Linked DNA regions of Mus musculus: all the other regions are linked to region 4. The links are chromatin loops, found by intact Hi-C in ENCODE. Cell type or tissue: heart. All regions are shown on one strand. Region 1 overlaps Uckl1 (uridine-cytidine kinase 1-like 1). Region 2 holds the start of Uckl1 (uridine-cytidine kinase 1-like 1). Region 3 holds the start of Tcea2 (transcription elongation factor A (SII), 2). Region 4 holds the start of Dnajc5 (DnaJ heat shock protein family (Hsp40) member C5). Region 5 has its middle 33 kb from the start of Abhd16b.

The links. Hi-C counts contacts between places; a loop is a spot of excess contacts. Peaks named below come from ENCODE experiments on the same cell type or tissue, not always from the same donor. Only the 100,000 strongest peaks of a DNase experiment are listed, where the experiment ranks them.
Region 1: a loop joins it to region 4, with 2.8 times the contacts of the local background. A loop is called at or near these places in 18 of 42 quality-filtered maps.
Region 2: it touches region 4 in a loop (8-fold over the local background); 19 of 42 quality-filtered maps call a loop at or near these places.
Region 3: it touches region 4 in a loop (2.3-fold over the local background); 2 of 42 quality-filtered maps call a loop at or near these places.
Region 5: it touches region 4 in a loop (3-fold over the local background); 3 of 42 quality-filtered maps call a loop at or near these places.

Annotation. Positions count from the first base shown.
Region 1 is chr2:181,568,004-181,573,003 of GRCm38, reverse strand. It overlaps Uckl1 (uridine-cytidine kinase 1-like 1), which reads left to right. Exons shown (of 15, transcript NM_026765.3): 8 at 518-534; 9 at 2,406-2,504; 10 at 2,602-2,695; 11 at 2,809-2,871; 12 at 2,973-3,095; 13 at 3,201-3,308; 14 at 3,380-3,536; 15 at 3,614-3,852. The coding sequence ends at 3,693. Among named protein-coding and RNA genes, the nearest start is that of Uckl1os, 8.0 kb to the left of the region's middle. In heart, CTCF peaks have their summits at 4,381 and 4,580 (motif pointing right); no DNase peak of the experiment used is centred here.
Region 2 is chr2:181,579,247-181,584,246 of GRCm38, reverse strand. Uckl1 (uridine-cytidine kinase 1-like 1) reads left to right here and starts at 2,274. Exons shown (of 15, transcript NM_026765.3): 1 at 2,274-2,391. The coding sequence starts at 2,279. It overlaps Zfp512b (zinc finger protein 512B), which reads left to right. Exons shown (of 17, transcript NM_001164597.1): 17 at 1-2,144. Uckl1os (uridine-cytidine kinase 1-like 1, opposite strand) reads right to left here. Exons shown (of 3, transcript NR_027289.1): 2 at 3,619-3,804. In heart, CTCF peaks have their summits at 2,780 and 2,996 (motif pointing right); DNase peaks (open chromatin) are centred at 1,646, 2,476, 3,086 and 4,846; H3K4me3 peaks cover 2,501 bases; H3K27ac peaks cover 2,467 bases.
Region 3 is chr2:181,677,833-181,682,832 of GRCm38, reverse strand. Tcea2 (transcription elongation factor A (SII), 2) reads right to left here and starts at 2,536. Exons shown (of 10, transcript NM_009326.3): 1 at 2,358-2,536. The coding sequence starts at 2,426. In heart, CTCF peaks have their summits at 2,514 and 3,887; DNase peaks (open chromatin) are centred at 1,862, 2,652, 3,832, 4,972 and 1 weaker place; H3K4me3 peaks cover 1,732 bases; H3K27ac peaks cover 2,005 bases.
Region 4 is chr2:181,520,285-181,525,284 of GRCm38, reverse strand. Dnajc5 (DnaJ heat shock protein family (Hsp40) member C5) reads right to left here and starts at 4,800. Exons shown (of 5, transcript NM_016775.3): 1 at 4,588-4,800. In heart, a CTCF peak has its summit at 2,331 (motif pointing left); a DNase peak (open chromatin) is centred at 4,864; H3K4me3 peaks cover 2,227 bases; H3K27ac peaks cover 1,735 bases.
Region 5 is chr2:181,457,470-181,462,469 of GRCm38, reverse strand. It overlaps a transcript of Zbtb46 not described here. Among named protein-coding and RNA genes, the nearest start is that of Abhd16b, 33 kb to the left of the region's middle. In heart, CTCF peaks have their summits at 1,888 and 3,368; DNase peaks (open chromatin) are centred at 1,999, 2,409, 2,989 and 3,729; H3K4me3 peaks cover 3,253 bases; H3K27ac peaks cover 2,671 bases.

The DNA.
Region 1 (5,000 bases), 48 kb before region 4:
CACACGTTCTCTGTCCGCTGCAGGTACTGGCACTCAAGTGTCCTGAGCCTGCTCCCTAAGCTTATTATCTGGCCCAGCCCTCTGCAATAGGCAAGGGGACTCGGCCATGCTTGGAAGGCTACACTCCTGTCCCTCCCGACCCCATGGTAGTAACAAGGGTGACCCACTATCCATTGGTCTAGGATTATGGGTTTCAGCACTGAGTCCTATGTCTTCTCTTTCCGAGTGGGTCACTGTACAAGGGACATTTTCACACTATAGGTCCCACATTATATGGTTTATGGCTGGGTTCTGGGGTCACTACTACTACAGGCCCAGACTCACAGGTCCCAGGTCACCTGACCCCCCACGTTTGAGGTCCTTAGAAGCTTGCCTCCTCTTGCAGTTTGCAGACCCTGAGCCATCTCCACATGGGGCTGAGGAGTGTCCATCACTGGGGGTGGGGGTAGCCTGGCTGCTTGGCTTGGTCACTGATACGTCACCCATTCCCTTATGTCTCCCTGTGTTGCTGCCACAGCGCGAACTCAGCGTCAGGTAAGACTCCACAACAGTCTGCACAGATGGAGGCATTTCCAACATCTACATAGAGCTCCGGGCCAGCGGTCACCTAGCCAAGCAGGCAGGCAGTCTTTACCAACACCCGGGGTAGAGTAGCTCAGGCCTGCTGCTGCTCCCCTTGGTGGCAAATACGAACTCCAAGGTACAAAGACATTAAAGAATTTCCCAGGCTTATGCATTACTTGTGCTAGCCAGATGTTCATGGAGGGTCCTTCCCCATACAGCCTATCTTGGGCTCCAGCCACAGAGAGCACAGCAGTCCTCCTGGGCCAGCACCAGCATGCATGTTCCTAGGCAGGGACCACATTGATATGTTCCTACAATCATAAGGCCTGTGTCCGCATCTAGGCTGCTGTATCTTAAGCTGAACCATCCCATGGGTCATAGGCTCAGTTGACTCTGAGAGGTGGGGAGTGAAGGTTTGGCTCTGCCTTCTCCACCCTGCCTACCCAGGCCCTGCCCTGTCCTAGCTTAGTCTTCAACCGACAGCACACCTCAGGCAGAAGTAATGCTGGCAATGCGGCAGAAAGAAGAAGGGATAGACTGAGCTGTACCACTATCTTGCTGATCAAGGTCTGGGCAGGAGCTATAGGCAGCACCAAGTTCCTACCCTTCTCCCAGGCTTTCCTCAGAGTTTGGAAGATCTATTGGAGCCACTGTGGAAGCCCTCACAATTCTACTGGATAACCCAGGAGTTCTGAGCCAGTGTTGAAAATGCCTCCAGGGTCATCTTCATAGCCCTGCTTCCTGTCCTTGCATGAGTCTCCACTTGACCTCACCAAGATCAGGGTACCACAGACCTGTGCCAGGGCTCTTTTAAAGCCTCAATTCTGAGAAAATTTTCTAGACATGGCCAGCTCCACTTTCCATTTTCTGGCCAGCCAAGGAAGTGGTGACTAGTGAGTGGCCCACCTCAGTCTCCTTCAACTCCAGGAAGCTACTGGTGAGCAGGAGGGAAAAGCAGCTGGGTGTGGGTAGTGCTCCACCCTCAGGCGCCAAGGCTGTCAGTGCCAAGACTGCTTCCAGCCTCCTGCCTCAAGTCTTTAGCCAGTTGGTAGCCACAGGGCACCTTCTGTAGGGACTTGGCTGCTCTCCCCACTAAGTGTTTTTCTCTCTGTTCTTTTCCACTTTGTAAACCTGTTTCCTGCCTTGTCCCCTCCCTGAACACGCTCTTCACCTGGCGAACAGAGGAAGCTGCGTTGGGATATGTGAGCAGAGCAAGCTATGGTTGTGCTGCACGGTGTGCTGCCCTGCACCCTGCACTGCTCCTGCACATGGTGCTTCCATGACCCCTCCCTTCCATGATCACTGCCCCTACCTCAATCCTCTAATCAGCCCTCCCTCCTTCTACCGTGCCCCTTCCCTCTCCTGGCTTAGGTCTTTGGTGGGGCAGCCTTTGGCACTGAGCCCTCCCTGCTTTGCCCTCCCTCCTGAGAGGGACTGCATACTAGCTGGGGGGATGGGCCTGAGTGAAGCTTGACCCTACAGCTTACTTGTTGCTCTCAGGAGTTGGGAATAAGAGATCCATCTGGAGGTTGAAACCTCTTCCCACAGCAAGCTCTCTTCCCCGTGTCTGGCCTCTCTTTATCTAAGCCTAAGAGGAGACACCTCACACCTCACTCCCCACCCCACCCCCCACCCCCCCGACATCTGTGTTCAATGTTGAGAGTCGAACAATCTTACTTTTCAGTCACATTTCAGGTGCCAAGGCATCTTTCATGGGTCAGCCATAGCCAGCAGACAGCTCCTACCCTGCACATGCCCCGGCCCCCACAGTGATGTTCAGTTGTTTTCTGTAGTATCAAGGGACTTTTGGATAAGATATGCCAATACATTTGTATCCCTAGGGCCGCGTTGGCCTCCGCTCACCAGTGCCATCCCCTCCCCCAGACACTGAGTGTCCTCAAGAGTACACCGCAGGTCCGAGGCATGCACACCATCATCAGGTAAGGGCCCGCCTGTGGAGTGCTACTCCTAATCCTGTTCCACTCCATCCCCAGGTTCTGTCCCATCCTTTTCTAAACCTGCTTGTTCTACCACCAGGGACAAGGAGACTAGCCGGGATGAATTCATCTTCTACTCCAAAAGACTGATGCGGCTGCTTATTGAACATGCACTGTCCTTCCTACCCTTTCAGGTGTGGGTTTATAAGGAAATGGGTAGAGGGTGTCCCACTCTTCCACGCGTGGGCTAATGATGGGGGGGGGACTAGGCTCTGGCTGTTCACAGACGCCCCAACTCACCATGCAGGACTGCACTGTACAGACTCCACAGGGGCAGGACTACGTGGGAAAGTGCTACGCTGGAAAACAGGTGCACATGGCTAGGGATGAGCTATCAGTAGCTGAGGGGGTAAGAGGCTCTGGGATAGAGGCATCCAGCTTGCAGCTTACTGAGCCTCCCTTCCCCACTAGATCACCGGCGTGTCAATTCTGCGTGCAGGAGAAACCATGGAGCCTGCACTGCGTGCCGTGTGCAAGGATGTGCGCATCGGCACTATCCTCATCCAGACCAACCAGCTCACAGGGGAGCCTGAGGTGTCCAGCCAGGGAGGGCTGGGGGTTCACAGTAATGACCAACATGGGGAGGGGGACCAGAAAATTGATGTGGGAGCCCTACTCTGACCTTACTATCAACTATAGCTCCATTACCTGAGGCTTCCCAAGGATATCAGTGATGACCATGTGATCCTGATGGACTGCACAGTATCCACAGGTGCTGCGGCCATGATGGCTGTACGTGTACTCCTGGTAAGTAGACCTGGATGGACTGCTGGCAGATTCCTTGGCATTGGGACTTATCCTGTCCCCATGTTGCACAGGACCATGATGTGCCTGAGGACAAGATCTTTTTGCTGTCCCTGCTCATGGCAGAGATGGGTGTGCATTCTGTGGCCTACGCTTTCCCACGCGTGAGAATCATCACCACAGCTGTGGACAAGCGTGTCAATGACCTTTTCCGTATCATCCCAGGCATTGGTGAGTCCATTGTAGCCCAGGGAGCATGACTGATGACCCAGGGGGACCCAGTCACACAAAGCTATTTCTTGTTTCAGGGAACTTTGGTGATCGCTACTTTGGGACAGATGCAGTCCCTGATGGCAGTGATGATGATGAGGCAGCCACTGTGGGTTAGTTCCCTGTCCGAGCTACTCTTATTTCTACCCAGCCTTCTGTCTTCTGGTCTGGAATTGCAGGGACAACACATTAACTTATTTTGAGTTTAAAAATGTTACCGAAATAAAAATAATCAGTTTACACATTTTATAAAATAAATAAAGCTTTATTTAGAAAATGATCGTGTGGCAGAATGTAACCTGGGTGGACTCTGTTGAGGCAGTCTCCCCAAGGTATCTGAGGGTGAGGTAAAAGGTCCAGCAGGACAAGGCATTCTCTGCCTTGCACTGTACTTTCCTTACAGTCAAAGCTTGTTCACTTATTGTCTGATAGTGATAAGGGAAGAAGTGGGGCCTCCAGATGAACCACACAGCTCACCTGACGGACCTGGACCCAGAGACAAGAATACTTAGGGCTCTGAGTTAGCCTCTGTGACCACTTCCTTCCGACCACATTTGTACTACCAAGGGACCCAGCAGGAGCTGATGTGTGGGCAGCTATGGCGAGGACTGAGTAGTGGAAGAAGACTAGCTCCAAGATGGCCAGAGCCTCAGGATTTCAGAACCAAAGTTTCATGTTCATCCCTGCCTGGCTGCTACTGAATTCTAGAGGTTAAGGCAGGCTTCTCTGGCAGCTGCCAGGCAGCTTTACTAACGTGACGGTTCTGTCCCAGTGAGATAACAGGACGTGTACATGGACAGCTACTGGATATGAGCTATGGGTCTCTGGCCTGTGTCAGGTAGCCCAGGAACCTAAAACAGGCTCCCCTAAACCCCATTCAAGCCTACTGTGGGCCTTTTTCCTGCTTGTCATGAGACGGGGCCAAGGAGTAGTTGGGTGGAAGTCAACCCACAATGGTGGGAGCTAAGATGAGTTGTTTACCCAAGGAGCAGCCAGGCACTAGAGGGAGACAGAGAGCCAAAGTAGAGGTCAGGAGGCCCTTCTCTATAACCTAATAAGTGGACCCTCTCCTACATCTCTACCCAGTGGCTCACTCATTCCTGCACTTTATGCTGGGAAACTGAAGAAGAGTATTCCTCCCAGCCAGGTTTTCCCAGATGAGGAATTTAGGAATACTATGAGAAGCTGGGTAGGAACCAGGAAGGTTGCACCCAAGTTCAACCAGGATGATTGGTTCCCTAAGAACAAATCAAACACACACACACACACACACACACACACACACACTTACATACCAACACTACCTACAGATGTAGTACATGCATCCACACAGCAGACAGGACATACCAGAGACATGCATATATTAAGTGTGGTGATAAAGCTCTAGGATGGGATGGGCCATATTGCTCTAGAGCTCCTAGAGAA
Region 2 (5,000 bases), 59 kb before region 4:
TACCTCTCTGGGCCTGCTTCCTCCTCTGTCATCCCTGTGTGCTTCAGGCCTCTCCTAACTTGACTGGCGTGATCATGGTGGAGTATGTAACCTTCCAGGCAAGGAAAGAGCTCTGTGTGTTCTACCTTCAGGGAGGCCCAGACTAGGATGTTTCACATCCAGCCTTTAGCTTCTAATTTTGTGGTTATCGCCCTTTGGGGTGCCTCCCTGGGGCCACAGCCATGTGAAGCAGAGGCTGGCCAGAAGGAGCCTAGCTCAGGAGTAGTACTTAGGAGAGACTGCAAATGTCTGCTATGCTAGGTGGGCCTATAAGCCAAGTTCTGTGGAAGGCCTCTTTTTCCCTTTTATTTTATCTGCCCTTGGGATCTAGTGGCAGTCAGTCATTTGATATAGAAATGGAAGGATAGTGAAAGATGGGGTCTCAGCCAGTGTAGCAACTCTAGGCTGGGCCTCACCCCTTTCTTTAAGGGGCCCTGAGGCTAACAGGGTCTGCAGGTTGGACAAGGCCAGGAAGAGACATCTGGCCTCCTTCCTGGTTCTACCTTCTAACCCTATCCCCATCTCCCAACCCTGCTGTGAGCCACACCAGGAGAAGGCTGGAGGGGGTTGGAACGAGCTTTTTATAGTGTTGGTAGGGGTGGACTGAGGTCTCTGCTTCTGATCCTGGATGATGTGAATTTTGATATTTGCCTCTGTGTGTCTCCTGGATGTTGTTGATGCCAGTCTTGTTGCTGTGACAAGTAGCAACCTTTTTTTTTTCTTTTTTTTTTTTTTAATTCTGGGTTTTTTTTATACAAAACTCAACAATCTTAATGTCATGGTGCTAAGGGTTTCCTGGTGCCGAAGGTATTGCTGTGGTACTGACTAGCACCTGCCCCCAGCCTCAGCAGGGAGCGTTTCCAAGAAGGCCAGCTCCAGGGAGATTTGGGGTGAGGTCCTTGTACACATGTATTTAGAAAGGCTCTGACTCTGGGCAAGGTAACCATGGCCTGGTGTGTTGTAGGTGTTGAATGGACTCTCCAATTCCTACACACTTTGATGTGGTCAGAGGTGGCTACAGAGGTGGGTATGATCCAGTGTCAAAGGGTAGGCTGGGGCTTTGGAGTGGTTGTGTGCAACTGTGGAAGGGAAGGGGGCCAAAGTGCACTTTTCACAACACCTCTGTGGGGTGTGACCATCCACCCTAGCCTCTCAGGTACTTGGCACTTGTAGGGAGAAGTAGGACCTGGGTTTGCTGGGGGCTGAGTTTTCCAGGACGAACCAGAAAGCCCATATACAGCCTTGCTATGGGACTGTTCTGGGTAACTTGATGTTAGCACTTTAACTCAGTCTTTGAGGTCAGTTTTGGGGCAGCTGTCAAAAGCTGCAGTTGGATAGGTACCAGCCTGTGGTGACTGGTAAGTAGTGGCAAACTAGACTGTAAAGCTCTTCCATGGTGGCAGGGCTCATCGGTCTGCCCACCTCCCTACTATGGCCCAAAGGTAACCACCAGCCTACACAGATCCTCAGTAAGAGGGACCATCATGGCAGAGCTACAGAAGGTGGGTGGGCATAGACTTAGAGGGCCAAACCAACCCTGGGTCCTTGGCAAAATGCAAAAGTCAGGGTCTCTACAGATCTACCTCTGGCTCAGCGCTTGCCCTGCCCTAAAAAAACAGAAGTGCCAAGGGCAGACATTTCATGCAGAACCAGGGTGCACTTTATGTTCCTGCACAGGCAGATGATGGTGCCTCCTGGAGGCTTTGGGATCTTCCTGTCCCTATGGTGGTTCTGAAGGGAGAGCTGTTCCCCTGTTGGGTGAAACCCAGGTCCCTTGCCCTGGAGACCTGGTTTCCCAGGTCACCCCACATACCTGACTGCAGCGCCTCCTAAACTTTGGGTTCCTTGGTTTGGTTATAATGCAGTTCTCATTACACAAGTGCATTTCTGGCTATCACTTGTAACCATAGATATACATGCATATATATTCTATCTACAAAGTGTTTTATTTGCAAGATGTTTTGAGGTGAGCTTTGGTCCTGCCCGCCTTGTGGTCATCTGTCCTCATCCTCATCCCCTGGCCCGGAGTGGTGCGGTGGTGGGCCATCAACTATGTATTAAAGTCACTGTATCAAATAAATGTTTATTGATTTTTTTTTTCCAGGGATTTTGTGTGGCTGAGTTTGTGTTGAGGCAAAGGTCATTCTCGGGGCTTGCCGCACGGCCTTGTGGGGATTGTAGTCCGCAGCGTGCCTGCCTCCCGGTGCGCCTCCCCGGCCTCCGCCAGGTTCGGGACGCCATGGCTGCGCCGCCGGCCTCAATGAGCGCCGCCCCTTCGCCCCTGCAGTCTGCTGTGGCCCCAGACGTGCCTGGCCGCCAGGCCGAGCAGAATGAAACGGCGTGCGAGGACCGGTAGGCGCGGGCCTGAATAAGGCAGGGGCCGCGCTTGTCTCTTGGGAGGGGTCGGAGCACGGCTTGCATCTCTTCCTAGAGCCGGGACGGCTCCCGGCATCTCCATAGATGGGCAGCTTGATCTCTACAGCCTTGTGGATCCTGGACAGGTTTCGGCGGCTCTCCAGCGCCCTGGGGCCTCCTGGGCTATGTGTCAGCCACCCCCTGCCAGGGAGAGGGAGGTGGCAGACGACCTGGAGGGCCCCAGCGGACGGAAGGCGGAACTGGCCCAAGCTCCAGCTTTTGGAGGCACTGAGAATGGAAACCTGTTTGACATCTTTAGCGTGGGTCTCTGTTCCTAGTGGGTGCGCACTTGGCTCTGGGCCCCCAGCTGGGCGGTAGGCGTGTTCGACCTTCTGAGTTCGTCGAAATTGAGCGCAAAGTTGCACCTGGCGGCCAGTGGTGCTTGTGAATGTAAGATGGGGTGGTGATTGCCACCTGTCCGAGAGTTTGGGGGCCTTTGAGACTTTCGAGGCTTTCAGGAGAATGGAAGGGGAGATAAGGGTCCTTGTAGGAAGTAGGAGACTTAAGGGTCCTTGTCTTCACTCGGCCTGATCATCACTTGTAGCAACTCTAGGTCGTGGCCGCCAGGGGGCAGTGACCATGCTTGGAAACTGCTCGTGACACCTCTTCCGGTCTGTATGAGTCAGTTGAAGGCCAAATGTCTTCCGGCTTTGCATGCCACAGTGCACCGCCTGAGAAGCTGTAACCCCGGACGCCTTTAGAAAGTGAGGTGCTGGCAGTGGATGAGGTGAATCCCAGCTAGTTCACACACTCCAGGCATTCTGACCAGGAGTCAGACTTTGTGAGGCCGTGGCCAAATTCCTCCTCCGAAGGTTCCTGGGGATACACCTTGAGAAGATACAAACTGCCCTGGTGCCTCAGGCACTGGCAGCAGTAGGGGAGGGAGTCGCTGGTAGACTAAAGCCCAGCTTGAGGTTTCTCCTATTGCCTTTCCCAGCACCTGGCTCCCTATCTGCCTGCCCCTGAGGCCTTTTCCTTGGAGTTGTCTGACCTTAGCCAGCACCGCCATTGGCTTTCATGTCGATATGCAAAGTGGAGATGGATTTGGGATTAGAGAGTGGAGAGAAGTTAATAGGTACTCACCCAGAGCCTTGGGGGGGGGGGGGGGAGGCAGGTTGGCAAGTGAGGCCATGAAAGCCTTTAATCCCCCAGTCCTATGTCTACCTTGTAAAAATGGCTTTGATGACTCTGAACCGCCTTCTGCCTCTTGCAGGAATTCCACAGTAGCACCGGGATGGGTTGCTTGACTAGATTTAACCATAGCAGAGGGATCTTGAGACCTTTCTTTGGTGGTCCAAGTGATGAGCCTTCCTCTCTTCAGTCTCTGCTGTAGGCCTTTCATTCTGGTTTCTAAGATATGGGGGATGCAAATTACAGGGCAGCTCTAACTTCCATGGAGTTTCCTTATCCATGAGGCACCGGCTTAGGTCCTCAGTAGCCTCTCTCTGTTTCTCTGTATAAGGATACATACAGGTCTGCAGCAACTCCCTGGTGAGTGGCTTTGAGCCATAGATGACAGCGCTGTTACCTAAGGGATAGCCAGGGGAAAATGAAAACTGAGCAGCAGCTTCCAGCACCACCTACCTCAGACAGCCCTGAGGCCTAAAATGGAGCCCTGAAAGAAGAAAACCTCAAAGATGGAAGTTAAGGAGTGTAGTAGCCAGGTAGCCTGGTGTATCTTAGGTAAAGATGAAGTTCTGGGGTCAGGGTGTGGTATTTTGGAGCCAAGTCTAGTGAATCAATAGGTGGGACAGGTCTATTCTGTAAGCAGTAACAAATCTGGAATTAAGTAAAGCCTTCCCTTTCTAAGACCAGCACGATGTTAGCTTCCCACAGACCTGTGGCCTTTTTGCTACCCACTGATCCTGACCTGCTGGGGTACCCAAGGAACATGTCAGGATCCTCTGTTGTGCTTAGCCAGCCAAACTTAGAGAACTGATTCCCTAGGACTCCTTAACTCTGCACCCCTGCCCAGAACAATATTAGCCTCCCAGAGCAATCCTAGGGCATATCCAGCCAACCATATCTAAGGGTAGAGTCAGAGGGACAGACAAACTATAAACACATACATGCACATGCAAACAGAGATTGGCTCTTCCTGCTCCTGGTGTCTGGGGATGTAGACATACCCACAAGTTACCTAGGTAGTGAGAAGAGCTGCCTCCGAGGCGGCTCCCAGAGTGGCTCCTTTTCAGATGCATGAAGTCCACTTGGAAGCTTCCTTCTCTGAGCCCTGCCAGACTTAGTGCTGTAGGCCAGCCAGGTAGGATGAGGTTGCAATGAGGCCAGCCCACCCCTTGACGAGAACCCCAAAGCCAGCAAAACCTCTCTGATTAGATCTTAAGTCAATAAAGGGATTTCAGCTGAGGCTGGGACCGGATCTTCCCTTTCCATGCTGTGGGCAGGGAGGTTGCTGTGTCCCCTGCTGACTGATGAGGCCAAGGTGGCCATCGGGCTTACTGGAGCCTGTGTGAGGTGGGGTGGAACAGTTATTCTTGGATGTGCTAGGGTAGAATTTCAGATTTGTTTATCCTTGTAGGAGGCAC
Region 3 (5,000 bases), 160 kb before region 4:
ATCAGGGGGTTTCTCATCCTGCATCTACGGTGATCTCCAGACATCATGGTAACTAACCACAGGAGGACACTGAACAAACTACTAGAGAAAATAAATGCCCCAACTCCTGCTCAACACGGAAGGACATTCACGGGTATAGCACGGGTTCTTTAACCTTGGTCCATCTGTGCTGTGGTGGGAGAGCAGCCTCTCCTCAAAGCGCCTACCCATCAGGGCAGCACTACTCCTGGGTACTGTAACAGACAACCCTGGCTGCCTTCCTCTGCCCTGGCTTTTCCCCAGCATCTACAGGCAGGCTGCACCTCCAGAGTAGGCAGGCTCTTCCTGTTCCTACCTTAAAAGCCTCTACCTAAACTCTCAGGAATCTCTACTCCAGCCACAGATTTGCAAAGTAACAGCACCATAGCCAACAAGGTTTATCAGAGGCACAATTATTGCTAATTGAAAACTACCAAACCTGGTGACACAGGCCTTATCATCTCAGAGATACTTAGGAGGCTGGGGCAAGAGGATCAAAAGTTCAAAGCTTACCTGAGTTTCAGAGTGAATTCAAGATTAGCATGGGCATCTTAATGAGACCTTGTCTTAAAACAAAGTAAAGAGAGGGCTGTGTAGACACAGCTGTGATAAAGCTCTCACTTGGTAAGTTAAGGCCCTGGGTTCAATACCCACTATCAAAGGGGTGGGCAGGTGAGTTGACTCAGCAGATAAAGGTGCCAACAAGCTGTACAACCTAAGTTCAATCTCCAGAGCCCAAATGGTGGGAGGAGATAACCAATTTCCAGGGGTTGTCCTCATACTTACACACTCACCGAGATAACAAATGTAAAATAAATAAAATTAAATATACAAAGGGAAGTTTTTCTTAAAGCCAGCACCTACAAATCCCATAGTCTCACTTTTTATCTCTTTTCCAGACTGGTCACCACCCTCCTCCTAGGTACTGTAACAGAAAACCCTGATTTTCTTCCTCTGCCTAAGCTCTGTTCTTTGAACCTCAAGGGTAGGCAGGCTCCTCTGGTTCCTACCTTAAACCTCACTCTGCTTAAGGCTGCTCTTCTCTTTACCACTTCCAGGTTATATTCAAACACCTCCTTCCTACAACTGAGACAGCCTTTTCTTCTAACACCCAACACTATTGTGTTTGCTGTCCTCCAAGTTTCCACTATGAGCTCATTTGTCTTTATATGCCACAAAGAGGCAGAGAAAACCAACCCATCCAGCCGTGGTAGGGGCTGGGGCTGACCCTTCAATCTGTGTGACTTATCTGCTCAGGCTGCAGCCTTGTTTCATGGCCCTAAGTTAGTAAGCTGTACACCAATCAGCCCTGAGGTGGCTGACTTTGCTAAGAAGACCTGATCCTTGGAGCCAGGGGCATGCATCCACAATAGCCCTGCACTCCCATAATGAAAACCCAGATAAACCATCAGCTGTTCCAAGGAGCCTCTCTCAAGGACTACTGGAACCTCTGCAGGTTCCCTTCTCAACTGTACAGTCCTATCTGTGGCCTTCCATCCTTACTGGGTCTCCCTTTGGATTCCCATCCTATCTCTGCCACCCTTAGTTCCAAGTTTGTCATTTGTGCTTTCTCTTACCGGAAAGAAGCTCCAGCAGGGCCTCTGTAGCCCAGATGATTGCAAAGTGGGTTCTGTTTCCAGTGTAAAGGCTTATGTGGGCACTTAACCTACTTCCTGTTTTAGACCCCAGCCCTCCAACCCCTAGAGCAATCCTGCTCATCCCCAAAAGCTGTCCTGCAGCCTTCTACTTCAAGCACAGTCCTGGGGAGGCTGTACAGACTCATGACTCAGCCACTATCTGGGCTGCCCTCAGAGCGGTGCTGCGGATGCTCTAGAGTCACTCAGTCTTAAAGCCACCTCCTAAGTCCCTTCCCACCCACGGAAGGCAAGATTGCAGGTGCCATCATCCCCTAAGGATGCTCCTCAAAGGCTACGCAGGTGACCATGGTCGGAAGGCAGGCTGGACTGCCAAGCCCACACTGGCCAGGGGTCTCAACGCCACAGGCTCAACTGTCTGCCCAAACCGACTTGCTGTTGCCTGAGGCCTGACTAAGCAGGGGAAAAATTTATTAAGAGAAACCTGGTGCTGAAGGGTGGGGGGCAGACAGGGGAGACAACGGCTGGGCCAGGGACGCCCGCGGCCACCGCTGGGCGACGAACAGAGGGTAGCTTTCGGTCAACGCGGCGTCCATTGCGAAGCGGCAGTCCCAGGACAGGGTGGAGGGCGGGCCTGGGCAAGGGGTCTCGACTGACTGGGCTAGGTATCACTCTGCCCGAGGGTAGGCTCAGACGGTCTCCGCGGAGCGGGGCCCCAGGGTCCTGGCGGCCCGCGCCCCTCACCGCGTTCTTCCTGGTCACCATTTTGTCCAGCCTCCGGGCGATACGAGCAATCTCTTCCTCCTTGCCCATCACTACCTCGGTGGCGGCGGGTTGTGCCGGTTGCGCCGCCCGGCCTGACCTCGGCCGCCGCCGCCGCCTAGATCCGCGGTCCAAACCTCCGCCTGGCGGCCGCGTGCGACAGAATTAAAAAAAAAAAAAAAAAAAAAGAGTCCCCGCCCCCGGGACCACAACTCCCAGACGACTGCGCGGCCTGCGGCCTGCGGCCTGATTGCCCGCTGGAAAAGGTAGTTCCGCAGGTATCTCCGCCGGACCACGGCCCCACGTGCCCACCGAATGCCAGGGGGAGGGAGGACCTAGAGGAGGGAGAAGGACAACCCTACTGCGCTCAGGTCTTTAATTCAACCCATCTGAGCAGCTTGCCCTGGCGGCCGGTCGCGCCTTCACTAGTGCACTTAGATCGCCTCCACTTCCGAGAGTCACTCAGCTCACTCCACACACTTCACTTGGTACCAAGCCGAGTTTGGGGGCTTTCTTGGCGCTGCGCAGGTGGCCGGGACTCTGAAACGGTTTCTCCGCAAGAATTCAGGCTTTAGCCAAGCAATGTAGGCTCATGCCTTTTTAATCCCTGCACTCGAGAGATAGAGAGTCAAGCAGATCCCTGTGAGTTCAAGGTCAGCCTGGTCTACAGAGCTAGTTCCAATACATTCAGGGTTACACAGAGAAACCCTGTCTCGGGGGTGGGGGGTGGGAGTGGGGAGAACTATTCAGGTTCTGAAGTCAACCTAACGGTATAAACCCCAAGTTCTGCACATTGTTGTACGTCTCAGTCTCCCAACCTGTGAAGTGACAATGACAGAGGCTGCGATCAGGAGCCTCCGATTCATATTTTACACTGAGAACAGGGCAGGGTACTGAGGCAATCCGCTACTGAGGCATTACCTCAGGAAGACCCTAACCACGTCCAGGAAAGGGAGAATGGTGCTCTGCTCTTCTTCTGTCCTATACATGGTGGCAGGTGTGCTGGTACTAAAAGTCAATCTGAATTTTTTTGTACCCAGGAGGCCAGAGTGCAAATGACATACACAAATGACCTAAGCTGACCGTTTTAATCAGTTATGACATCTTTACCATAAGAAAAAGGCATGGAACTTCTTGAAGGCAACAAAGCTTTTCCAGAGGTGCAGTGATGGCTGAACCCAGCTCTCTAGTTTCATACCACCTCTCATTCTGCCCTTTACTGAGAGCTGGGCCCTTGCTCTAAGCTAAACCCAACAACAACAACAAAAATTCTGGGAAAGGGAACCCTGTGTTTGAGTACTGAATTAATGCTTTCAGGACCCTACCACAAGACAGGCAGTAAGAGAACCACAGGACCTTCAGCCATGCTGTGTTTGGCTGATGACTTGACCCCATCAAGGGACTGCCTACTGAGTAGTCCCAGCTCTGACTGGTCCCAATGATGAGCAACAGCAGCCTGTAGGTGGCAGGAGCCACCCACAGATCTGCTCAAGAACAGGCTCTTTCCTGAGGAAAATCCAGTAGATCACCAGCAGGGGAGCTATGTCACAAGAAGCCAGATCAAAGGTGTGTTCAATCCTGAGGGGTCCTTACTTGTGGGGTTGGTACTCACCAGCCAGATATTTCCACATTGCAACCTTAGAAAATTCCAACTTTAGAAAGCGCAGTTGATAGTATTTTGTTTAGCATGTAGGAAGCCCTGGGTTCAATCCACCGTACTGCATACAAACCAGGCATCACAGGTACGTGCCTGTTCACTCAGCACTTGGGTGATAGAGACAGGAAGGCCAGAAGTTGAAGGTTATCCTCAGATATGTATATGAGAGACATGTTTCAGAAACAAAAAGTCCTGATCCCAGATCCTACAAGAGCTCCAAATCGAACCTTCTGGCCCTTGATCAGAAAAGTCACCTCCCACCCCAGATTCTCCCCCACCTCACCCCACCCCCATACACCTTGCTGACTTTCAGAGCTTTATCTTCAGTGGAACCTCCCCACCAAACATCTAGACCATAGATTCACCCAGGTGTTCGCTCCAGTGTGGTGTTGTCCTCTACCCTAGCCTTCTGAAGGTGGTGGAGGACACACCTGCCTGGGTTTGGAGATAAGAAGTTTCTTGGACAATGTGATACCAGGTGGGAAAGAAGGCTTCTGGGAGACAGCCTTACCTATCTATATTGTCCAATCTACTACTGGGGTCTTTTCCAAGTTCCCAGAACACCTAGATGAGGTATCCTAACAATTCACCAACGGCTTTTGCACCCAGCCTTCCTGGGGCGCACACTCCCAATATTTCTTAAGAGTCTGCCCCTGAAGTGGATCTCTGACTTCAAGAGTCCTCAGTGAGCAACATAGCCCTATCCTAGGGACCCTGGGATAGAGATATCCCAGCTTGAAGGTCTGAAAAGGACAGGCAATGATCTAATGAGATAGGATCATGGGACATCCCCAGGGTCTGCCCCACCAGGCCAACTGTACCTTTGACCCAAAGCTTGCCCTACCCCCTTCCTCAGTTCAGGAAACATCGGAAGCCCAAGCCATTTATTTTTCTATTTGTGATCCCTGCCCCCCATCTATGTCTGCCCAGAGCTGGCCCTGACCCCAGTGGTGGCCTGAATGCTTCCC
Region 4 (5,000 bases):
TGTGTATTCTCTGGCTGTCCTGGAACCTGCTTTATAGACCAGACTGGCCTCAAACTTACAAAGATCCAGTGCCTCTGCTGGGATTAAAGGCAGCCATAAGATACTTTGTTTCTGTCATTTTGATATAAAATTTCAATGTTTGTGAAACTCAAAATTTGAAGCAATTTTTACTTGTTAAAACACACACACAAAATCAAAAGCCTATACTGAGGGCTAGGATAGCTCAGTGGGTAAGAATATTTACTCTGCAAGCATGAAGTCATATTTGAATCTCCAAGACCCAACCCACTTTAAAAGTCTGGCATAGTTTTATGTACCTGTAATCCCAGCACCAGGAGCAAAGTCAAACAGATCCTATAAATTTACTAGCCAGACAGTCTGAGAGAACTTCTGGGTCAGAGAGGCTCAATGTAATAAGTAAGATCCACAGAAGAAGATACCCATATTCTGTTGTGGCCTTTGTATACACACAGGAGGGTATATTTATTTATATATGCTAGCACATGTATCATACCCATATACCTCCACAACATACACCAAATTAAACAAAACCAAAAATTATAACTATTATGGTAGTTTGAATGGTATGGCCCCCATAGACTCATGTGTTTGAATGCTTGGCCCATAGGGAGTGGCACTATAAGAAAGTATGGCTTTTTTAGAGGAATTGTTTCACTCTGGGGGTAGGCTATGAGGTTTCCTATGCTTAGGCTATGCCCAGTGTGGCACACAGTCTCTCTTTGCTGCCTGTGTATCAAGATGTAGAACTCTCAGCTCCATCTCCAGCACCATGTCTGCATGCATGCTGCCAATGACAACGGCATAACCCCCTGCAACCATAAGCCAGCCCCAATTAAATGCTGTTCTTTATAAGAGTTGCCATGTTCAGGGTGTCTCTTCACAGCAGTAAAACCCTAACTAATACACTTATTAAATATCATATACTAAGAATAGAGAACACAAACTTTTCATTAATAAACGAACTCAAGTTAATGCAAAGTGTCAGGAGGAGCGAAACCCACACTAAAGGGTGTTGGGTAATCCAATCCTTAAGTCTTCCTATTTAGTTGCCAGTTATCAGATTAGCTGTTAATCCTTGTCAGGGTTGCCATCAGAGGCAGCCCTGGCACAGCAGCTCAGGCTCCAAGATTAATAATGTTTTAGGGGTAGGATTTTTACAAAATAAGGCCATCACCATTTTTAGCATCTTTGTCCTTTCTATTTAGGAAAACTATCAGTAAAATACCTCCTATTTATCATTTTTTGCTTCCATAACAAGCAGATATGATAGAAAAATTTCCCCTCATTTTATAGAGTACAGAGAGAGACCCAGAGCTGGAAGGAGCTGTGGTGGTGTGAGCTCTAACCTTGTCCCTTTTCAGGAAGGAGAGTCTAGTAGATTCTGCTGATGTACGGATGAGGAAGTACAGCAAAACTGTAGATTTGCCTGACAAAAAGCTTTAAATTCATCACTTGGACTCTATAGTATACAATAATAAGCCTCATTTTAGGAGTGCAACTTTTTAGTTCTTTGAGGTGTTGACACATGATAGGCAACCACTCTCCTCTTATCTGCACCTTCAGTCCTGATTATTACATTTTTAAATGCTTAATATATCATACCTGAAAACTTCCAGGAGGCACCACAGGAATACTAGAGGTCCTCATATGCAGAATTGATGCTTATGCTTCATTTTCATACAAACGGCTCCTAACCAGTTTCCCTATGATTTCGGGAGTTTTATTTCTTTATTGGAGACGAATAACTGCTTTCATTTGCTGCTAGTTTGCTCACAGTATTACACACTTCAAATCCCACACCTCATGCTTACCTCATGCTCTGCTTTCAGAAGCAAACTTCTAAAACTCTACCTTATCATAAGCCTCAGTTTCACTGCATCTTATTCATTCAACAAGTACCTGTGAGCACCATGCACCTGGGCTTTAAAGACACAACTCTGGCAGATTATGGGATACTGTAAGCTATAGGTGGTTAACAAACAGAAGAAATCCGGCTCAGAAGCCTTGGAAGCTCTAAGTCTGATTCATTAAGTTAGATCGTCAGCAAAGGAGGTTGTCAGGGTGGGTCTACAACCACACCCAGAAGCATCACTCTCTCCCATGTGCGCTTGGGTAAAAGTGGGTAGAACCATGCAGCATGCACCCAGCACTGAACTACACATTAACAGAACTGTTCTCGATAATACAGAGAAATCAGGACGCTGAGATAGCCCAGCAGTGAAGAACACTAGCAGCTTTTCTAGAAGTTCTGAGTTCAATTCCCGGCAACCACCAGGTGGCTCACAGTCATCTATAAAGATCAAACGCCCTCTTCTGGCATGTGGGTGTATGTGCAGACAGCACACACCTACATTTAAAAAATGCACACATAAGTTTTTAAAAAAATACAGAGAAATCTAGCTATTCTTCTAAACCTAGATGGGAATGAGGCAAAGGCATTACAAAGAACTATAGTGTCATTCAGTCACAAAGAAGTCTCTACTGGGTTGTCATAGCACTAGATAATGAGCTTCCAGCTAAGGGCACCAGCAACTGCTAGATCTTACGCTGGGTGTGGTAGTAAAAGTCTATGATTCTAGCCCTTTGCCAGGCTGAAGCAGGAGCAACACAACTTGCAAGTTAGCTTGAACTATAGCAAGATCCTGTTCACAAAAACAACTTCTCCACAATGACTAAAGAATCGGAAGACTTCATATCACCTTCACCTCAAGTCCTGAGACAAGTAACCAAAGACAAAATTTCTAAGAGCCTTTTTACTGAACCAGTAGCATATCTTTTAAAAGCTTTTAGCTCTGAAAAATCACAAATCGAAAGTTACAGAGCTGGCTGATAATCGTATCGCACCCCTGTAGGCCCAGTACTTGGAAGGCAGAGGCAGGTGGATCTCTGAGTTCAAGGCCATGGTGCACACTGTCCATAGAGCAAGTATCAGGGCAAGCCAGAGAGAAACCTAGTCTTGAAAAACCAATCCTCCTCCTGCCCCACCCCCCAAAAGTTGTAAAGTGATTTTACAGGAAAGTATAAGCCCTTTCTCTTAACTGACTGCCCCCCTCCCACCCCCAAAGGGCAGGGGAAAGTTGGTGGCTCTGTCCTTGAGGATACAGAAGCCTGGTGATTCTTAAGCGCTCACTACTCACTAATTGGCTTCCTGGTGAAAGGGTAATAGCCTAGCTGCTACTAAACTCATTTCCATTCATTCCGTAAGTATTTACTGGGCACATACTATCTGACTATCCTAAACAAAACAAAACCTTAACTAAAAAACAATGTTAAATATGTTAACACAGTAAACGAAGAGTCAAGTGCTGTATACAATTAAGCAAGGAGGGGAAAAGTAAAGCAGAGAGTCTAACATTCGACAGTAGACTAGTTACAGCAGTACACAGTGGAATAACAGAGGAGTAGAAACGAAGGATATCTCACATAACAGGAACATGAGAGTGGTCATGAAAAAAATGTCAAGGGTTGAGCACTTAAATTGGTTAAGAGACTAGCAAGGAGGCTGCTGGGGCAAAGAGATTGTGCGGCACGGTGCTTAAAGAATCCAAGGGCAGGTACCCTGTTCCCAAACCCGAACGAATTTAGAGGCTCCACTGGCTCCACACTTGCGGTCCACACACACAGGGCCAGCCTAAGTATGAAAATACTGATACAGGTAACAGATTCGTAACACATATTAAGTTAGAAACTGCGGAAAGTCCTGGCTTTTAATGTCACCTAACAGATCACGCTTTCCTTAAAGAAAGCAAATAAATGAACAAAATTATCCTACGATTAGAGTTTTGTCTTTAGGCAACCACGACAATATATGGGACAATATAATTCTTTGTGTTATTAAGTAGCGTTTTGATGTTTAAACAGACAAACCACTAGCAATTGAGACACACTGCCTATAAAGGATGAATGATCAGCTGAGCGTCCAACAAACGGCGACCCAATTTCCCCAAAGTCCAATCTGAAAACAAATTAAAGCTACCTTTTGCATTATTTTTCCGAAGATGCACTTAATGAATTCGGAGAAATCATCTCCTAGACACAAGGAAAAACAAGTCTTTAATCCAGCCATATAACACAAGTTGGAGCCTAAACGAATGAGTCCCTAATTCTCTCCCCAAAGAGCACGACACAAAATCGCCTCTTAAAATGTCGTCCCTAGGTATATAAACTAGGGGTTTTTTTATACATCAAATGCCTTTGAAATTTACAACTATAAGGCAATTTCTGCGTCCCAGAATGTGAACAAGCCTCGGAGCCTTTACTGCCCGCCTCCCTACACACCAGTTTCTGCGTTCCGGGAGCCGCGGAGGCGGCCGCGCGTGCGAACCGGAGTTGGCCCGGAAAGCCTCGTCTCCGCGCCGCCCCGCCGTGCGCAAGGTCGAGCAGGGCCTAGTGGTGCCCAGGGCCGGGCTCGCCGCCGCTGCTGAGGGTCGCCGCCATTTCCGCTGCGGGCAGCTTTCACCTCCTGCTGCGGCGCCCTCGCCCCACTTCCCCTCCCCTTTGCCCGGCTCCGGCAGCTTGAACCCCGCGGCCCCACCTAATTTGAGAGCCACTGGAGAGTGAGCTCACCTGTCGGCACGCCCGCCGGTCCACCGGTTCCGCGGCTCCGCTTTCCGTCCCGGGGCAGTGGTGGGCAGCCGGCCGGCCTACTGCTCGGCCTGAGGATCCCGGGCGGCGACAGCCGTAGCAGCGGCAGAGGACGGCGGAAGCAACACTGGCGGCAGCAAGAACGCGCACGCTCACTCACTGGCACGCGCGCCCCCGGAAAAAGACGTGTGTTCTGGCAGGTCAGAGCTGGCTGCGCAAGCGCCTAGAACCCAACACTGAGGCCCCGCCCATAGTCGGAGCCAATGTGGCAGCGCCGCACGAAAGCTCCGGAGCTCCGGTAGAACTCGGTCCCCGAAAGGTTGCGCCCCAGTTGACGATCACCGGGAAGGGTTAAGGTGGTGGGCGGAGCCTGCAGCTACTAAGCCGGAAGCTAC
Region 5 (5,000 bases), 63 kb after region 4:
CCAGGTTGCCTTTAAATTCCGAGATCCACCTGCTTCTGCTTCCCAAGTGCTGGGATTAAGAATATATGCTACCCCACCCGGCTTGACTTTCTTTAGAAAAACTGTGTATGTGCATGCATATGTACAGCTGGCTGCCCACTTAGGCTAGATGAGGGGGTTAGGTCCTCTGAAGCTAGAGTTACAGGCAGTTGTAAGCTACCCATCGTGGATGTTGAGAACCAAACTTAGGTCCTCTGCAAGAGCAGCAAGCGAACTATCTTTTGTTGTTGTTGTTGTTGGTTTTTGAGACAAGGTTTCTTTGCATAGCCTTGGCTGTCCTGGAACTAGCTCTAGACCAGGCTGGCCTCAAACTCATGGAGATCTACTTACCTCTGTCTTCTGAGTGCTGGAATTAAAGGTGTGAACACTTTTATAAAACACTAAACTGTCTCTCCAGCCCATGGGGGGTGACTATGGAATGACTCCAATGGATGGCATGGACCCTTGGTGGCTGCAGGGCCCTGACCACCTGTCTCTTCACATGTCTTGTCTACTACTCACTGTTGATAGCAAGGATCATGCCCATCTTCATGGCACCTTGACCAACCCCTGCAGTAGATGCTGAATGTCATGGTCAGAGTACAGCTGAAACCAATCTATCTGTCTATCCTTGAGAGCCATCTCTAGGGCAGGTCACTTGGTGTGAGGAACTGTGGGTTGTGAGTTCCTGAGCCATTCTGGTTATATAACCAACAAAGCAAACACATCAAGGTGCCTGGGCCAGCTCAGTCATGAACCCTCAGGTCTGCCAAGAGGTTGTAGCTACTGCTGTTTTGTTTTTTAAACAATCATGGGGTTTATTAGCGTGAAGAACAGTGATAGTATGGAGATAAGGAGTCTTTGTCTCATCTCCAGGGGATTGTTCTTGAGCCTTTCTACAAGCTATATTGTCTTTATGTCTAAGCCTTGTGACCTGCTGTTGGCTTTTGAAGCAGAGAAGACAGGAAAGGAACTTGGTCCAGTCACTGGTACTACTGCTGGGGTGGAGGTGCAAGTGTGTGTGTGTGTGTGTGTGTGTGTGTTTGTGCTTGTGTGTGTTAGAGAAAGGGATATCTGCTCTGTCCTGGCTCATTTCTGAGCTCACCATGACTTCCTATGAATAGCCCTTCTGGCATATGGAGTGGGCTTGTTAGTGTTAGACACGGGGTTTATATGGGCTCCCTAGAGATGACTGAGCCTCATTGTGTTCACAGGCAAGACTCTTCTACTGCTCCCAAATTCTGCATGGGAAACAGACACAGCATATCGTTCACACGATCCTCCTTGAAGGATGCTTTGGGTGCCTAGTTACCTTGGGAGAAACTGGGGCTCTCTCTGAGGGACAGTGACCTTAGAGGTCTCCCCATGCCTCCCTTCCTTCATGGGCTGCATCCAAGACCAAGTTGAGGAAGGGAAATGGTGGGAAATACTATCTACAGACAGTGCCCTTTGTCCCCTCAAAGGGAGGTTTACACAGCCCGACCCTCCTGGAGGTCAGGAGCAGTGTGTCAGCAGAACTATGCCAGCCATACTTCTCCAAGGATAGAACATAGAGGTGGGCAGAAGTAAGTTGTGGGGGGTTCACTTCAGATAAGATGTGCCAAAAGGGTCCTCAGCAGAAAATCTGAGGCTATGAGCACCTTGGCCACTAGTGCCAGCCTAGATGGGTGGTGAGGAGTGGGCAGGGCATGTGCACAGCCATCTCCTGGAACCCATGAACAGTGAGGGAGTATCCCAGGTTTCATCTTTGGCTGGCAGATGTCTGCTTGCCCTTGCTCACTCAAGGAGAATCCCCTCTGGCCAGCCCTCCCACTGCTGCCTGTGAATGCCTCCTCACACAACATGAGAAATCCTCCACCAGGGCGGGAGCCTCCCACCTCTCAAGGAATTCCGCTGTGCCTGCCCCTCCTTGAGGCAGGCCGCGGATAGCCCAGGGCGCCTCACGATTGGTTGGCCCAACCCCGGTTCAACTCCTCTACGTCCCTGGCCATCTACAGGCTCACCCCCCTTCCCGCTGCTGCGCTTGAGATGTACCGTGGTGGCCTTTAACCCCTACGCAGTTCAGCCGGGAATGCCCGCTCCAGGTTCTGCTCCTCAGCGGATCGAAGACACTGGAGGCAAGAAGGACCTGCGGGCCTCACTGCACCACTGGGGGCGGGGTGAAGAGACCTATCCGTGGCTATACCGAAATCGAGATGCCATCACTGGCTAGGAGCTGCGGGCCAAGACAGGGTGGCGAGCACCACTTATCTGAGCCCCACACCCTCACCGGCAGTTGGATGACAAGAATGACAAGACCGACGTGCGGCAGCCAATGCTCCTAGTTGGTCAAATATGAGTCCCTCTTGCAGACATCGCCACGTGGCCCGCTTCCCAACGCTCGCCTCTCTGCGAGAGCGCCCAGGTCCCCGGATGGCGGGGGTGAAGACTGACCAGCCCTTTCTGGGCACCGCGCCCCTAGAGCGCGTTTTCTCCGCTCAGCGCGCCCGAAAGTCGCTAAGTTTGGGAGACGCGCTTTCCGCGACGGTTCCGCGGGGCTCGGGCACAGTCGTGACCCAGTCTCGTGCGTCCCCAGGGACAGTGCACAGACATCGCGGGGTGCGCCTACCCGACCCTGCTGCGGTGAACTTGCCCAGCCCACCTCTCCCATCAGGTGGTCTCTGGTTGTGAGACTCTCGTGGGGCGCGAGCGTCGACCCACGGACCCCATTCCTTGCCACTCGCAAGCCCATGGGAGGGGGTTTCCCACAATGCCCAGCGAGCTCCAGCCCGCACTTCCGCTGTCCAGCCCCGCGGGAGGGGGGCGGTGGGCCGCCGGTGCTCCGGCGGCCACTCGGCCCCGGCCAGCCCGCTGCGCCCAGCCGGCGGAGCGGGGGGCGGGGCCGGCAGGCGGGGGCGGGGGCGGGACTGGGGCGGTGGCCGAGGCCAGGGCGCAGTGCGGACCAATCAGCGGCGGCCGGGCGCGCGCCGGGGGCGGGGTCAGGGTCCGCGGGCGGGGCGCGTGGGGGCCGCGGGGCTGGAGCAGCGCGGGGGCGCGCGCCGGCCTGACGGACGGACGAACGGACTGGCGGGCGGACCAAGCCACCCGAGCGAGCGCGCAGCTCGGACCCTCCCGGACGCAGCTCTCGCCAGTGGCCGCGCGATCACCGGTCCGCGGCCACGGCGCCAGCCCGCGCCCGCGCCCCATGGGGTCACAGGTAAGCTGCGCCGGCTCATTGTCCGCGCGGCCAGGCTGGCGCACCACGCCGGGGCTGGGGCTGAAGCCCTGGCGGGAGCCGGAACCGAGTCCGGGGCGGGAGCTGGGCAGCTGCAGCCCTGGTTACTGTGCCCCGGGCGCGCCCCCGCCCTGCCACTGGCCCCCCGTCCCGCCTGGCGGGGGCGCCCTCCTGGGGGCGATGGCGCCCGGGGACAACGCGGCCGGAGACCCAGGCCCGCGGGGCCACGGCCCGAGTGGCGTGGGCGGGGCGGCACGGCAGGTCCCTGCGGGGTTGAGCGTAGAGGCGGCCGCGGCGCGGGGCTTCCCGGCCCCTTGGCACCTTCGGCAGCCTCTGCGGCCGCCGGGGTCCTTCTTCGTCACCTCCGAAAGGGGATTTTTCCAGCTGGTAATTTCTGCTGCGTCAACGCCTGGCCCCGGGAGGCAGCCCGGGGGCGTCCCTGCGCCCCCCGCCCTCTCCGCCCTGTGCGTCCCCCGCCCGCTCAGCGGAGCCGCACCCGGACCCGCCCGCGCCGAGTTTGCCAAGAGTCAGAACTGCAGGAGGTGGGCCCTGCAGGGCCTTGGGGGTCATTGTCTCCCCAGAAGCTAGATGCCGGTTGTTTTAGATTTTCATTTTAATAATGGGCCGAACTGGGGTTCGGGGCCCTCCCAATGCGATGGAGTGGGCAGCGCAGATAAGACGCAGCGCTCGGAGCGCACGGGGCGCGCAAGGGAACCGGGTCCGCTACAAGTCGCGTCTTTGTTTCCCAGTAAATAGACCTGTCAGTTTCACAGGTTAGCGAAAGTCAGTATCAGACAACTCAATCCCGAGGGTAAAACTGGATTTTTCTGCACCATGGAGAGGGTTCTAGCTAGTTGAGGGATTTCTTGGTATGGCTAGCGATTTCACTATTAGTAGGCGGAACCAGCTATACACAATAGGACTGGATCTGGGAGCCCCTGAGCAAGCTAAATGGGGCAAAAAACAGATAATTTCTAACCCAAAGAAATATAAACAGAAGAAAGTTTGAAATTCTTAGCGAATTTCCTCCGGCTCGCTTTGCTACAATCTCAGCGTGCATTTAGTGGAGGTCACAGTGCGAAGATTGTTATCAGAATGTAAAGAAATGCTAATTAGAAAATGTTTAGTGAACCGCCTAGGCACTGACACCTGTGAATGGTGCACTCCCGCGTGTGCTTGCCTCCCTCGCGGAACGCTGGATTGGATCCCTCCTCCAGGCTAACTAACTTCCCATTTGGGTGCAGATTCGCGAATTCCGCTCTTGCTGGTCCTAGTCTTGCCAGTGCAAGGCAGTGTTTCTACTCAGCAAGAGAATAGTTTGTTCATCAAAAGGAAATTTATAGGTTTTCCACGTGAATAATGAAGTAAAGTTTATTGTCCTGGGAGTCCTCCATTTTGGTATAGTTTATGATATTAGGTACTTTGAACTGAAAAGTTTAGGATACATCTCCATATTATTGCAGAAAAGATAGTGACACTTAGGTTGAAATTATTGCAGATAGAAGTTTAGCATTTTCTTTGGAAACCTTGTAATTTTTTTTTTTCCTGAAAGGGAACGGTGTTGGCTGTTATTGCCAGTTTCCTCTTTAGAATAGTAGAAAGAACTCACTTTGAGAGCCTAGAAATCCAAAATCCAGACTTGCCTCAAGCCTGCCCGAGGACAACATTTAATTAAGATTCTCATGACTCTACCTTGAATGTAAGACTTTTGCTTTCGTTAGATAATTTCTATTCATGAGGCTGGTGTTGGTGGCGCATGCCTTTAATA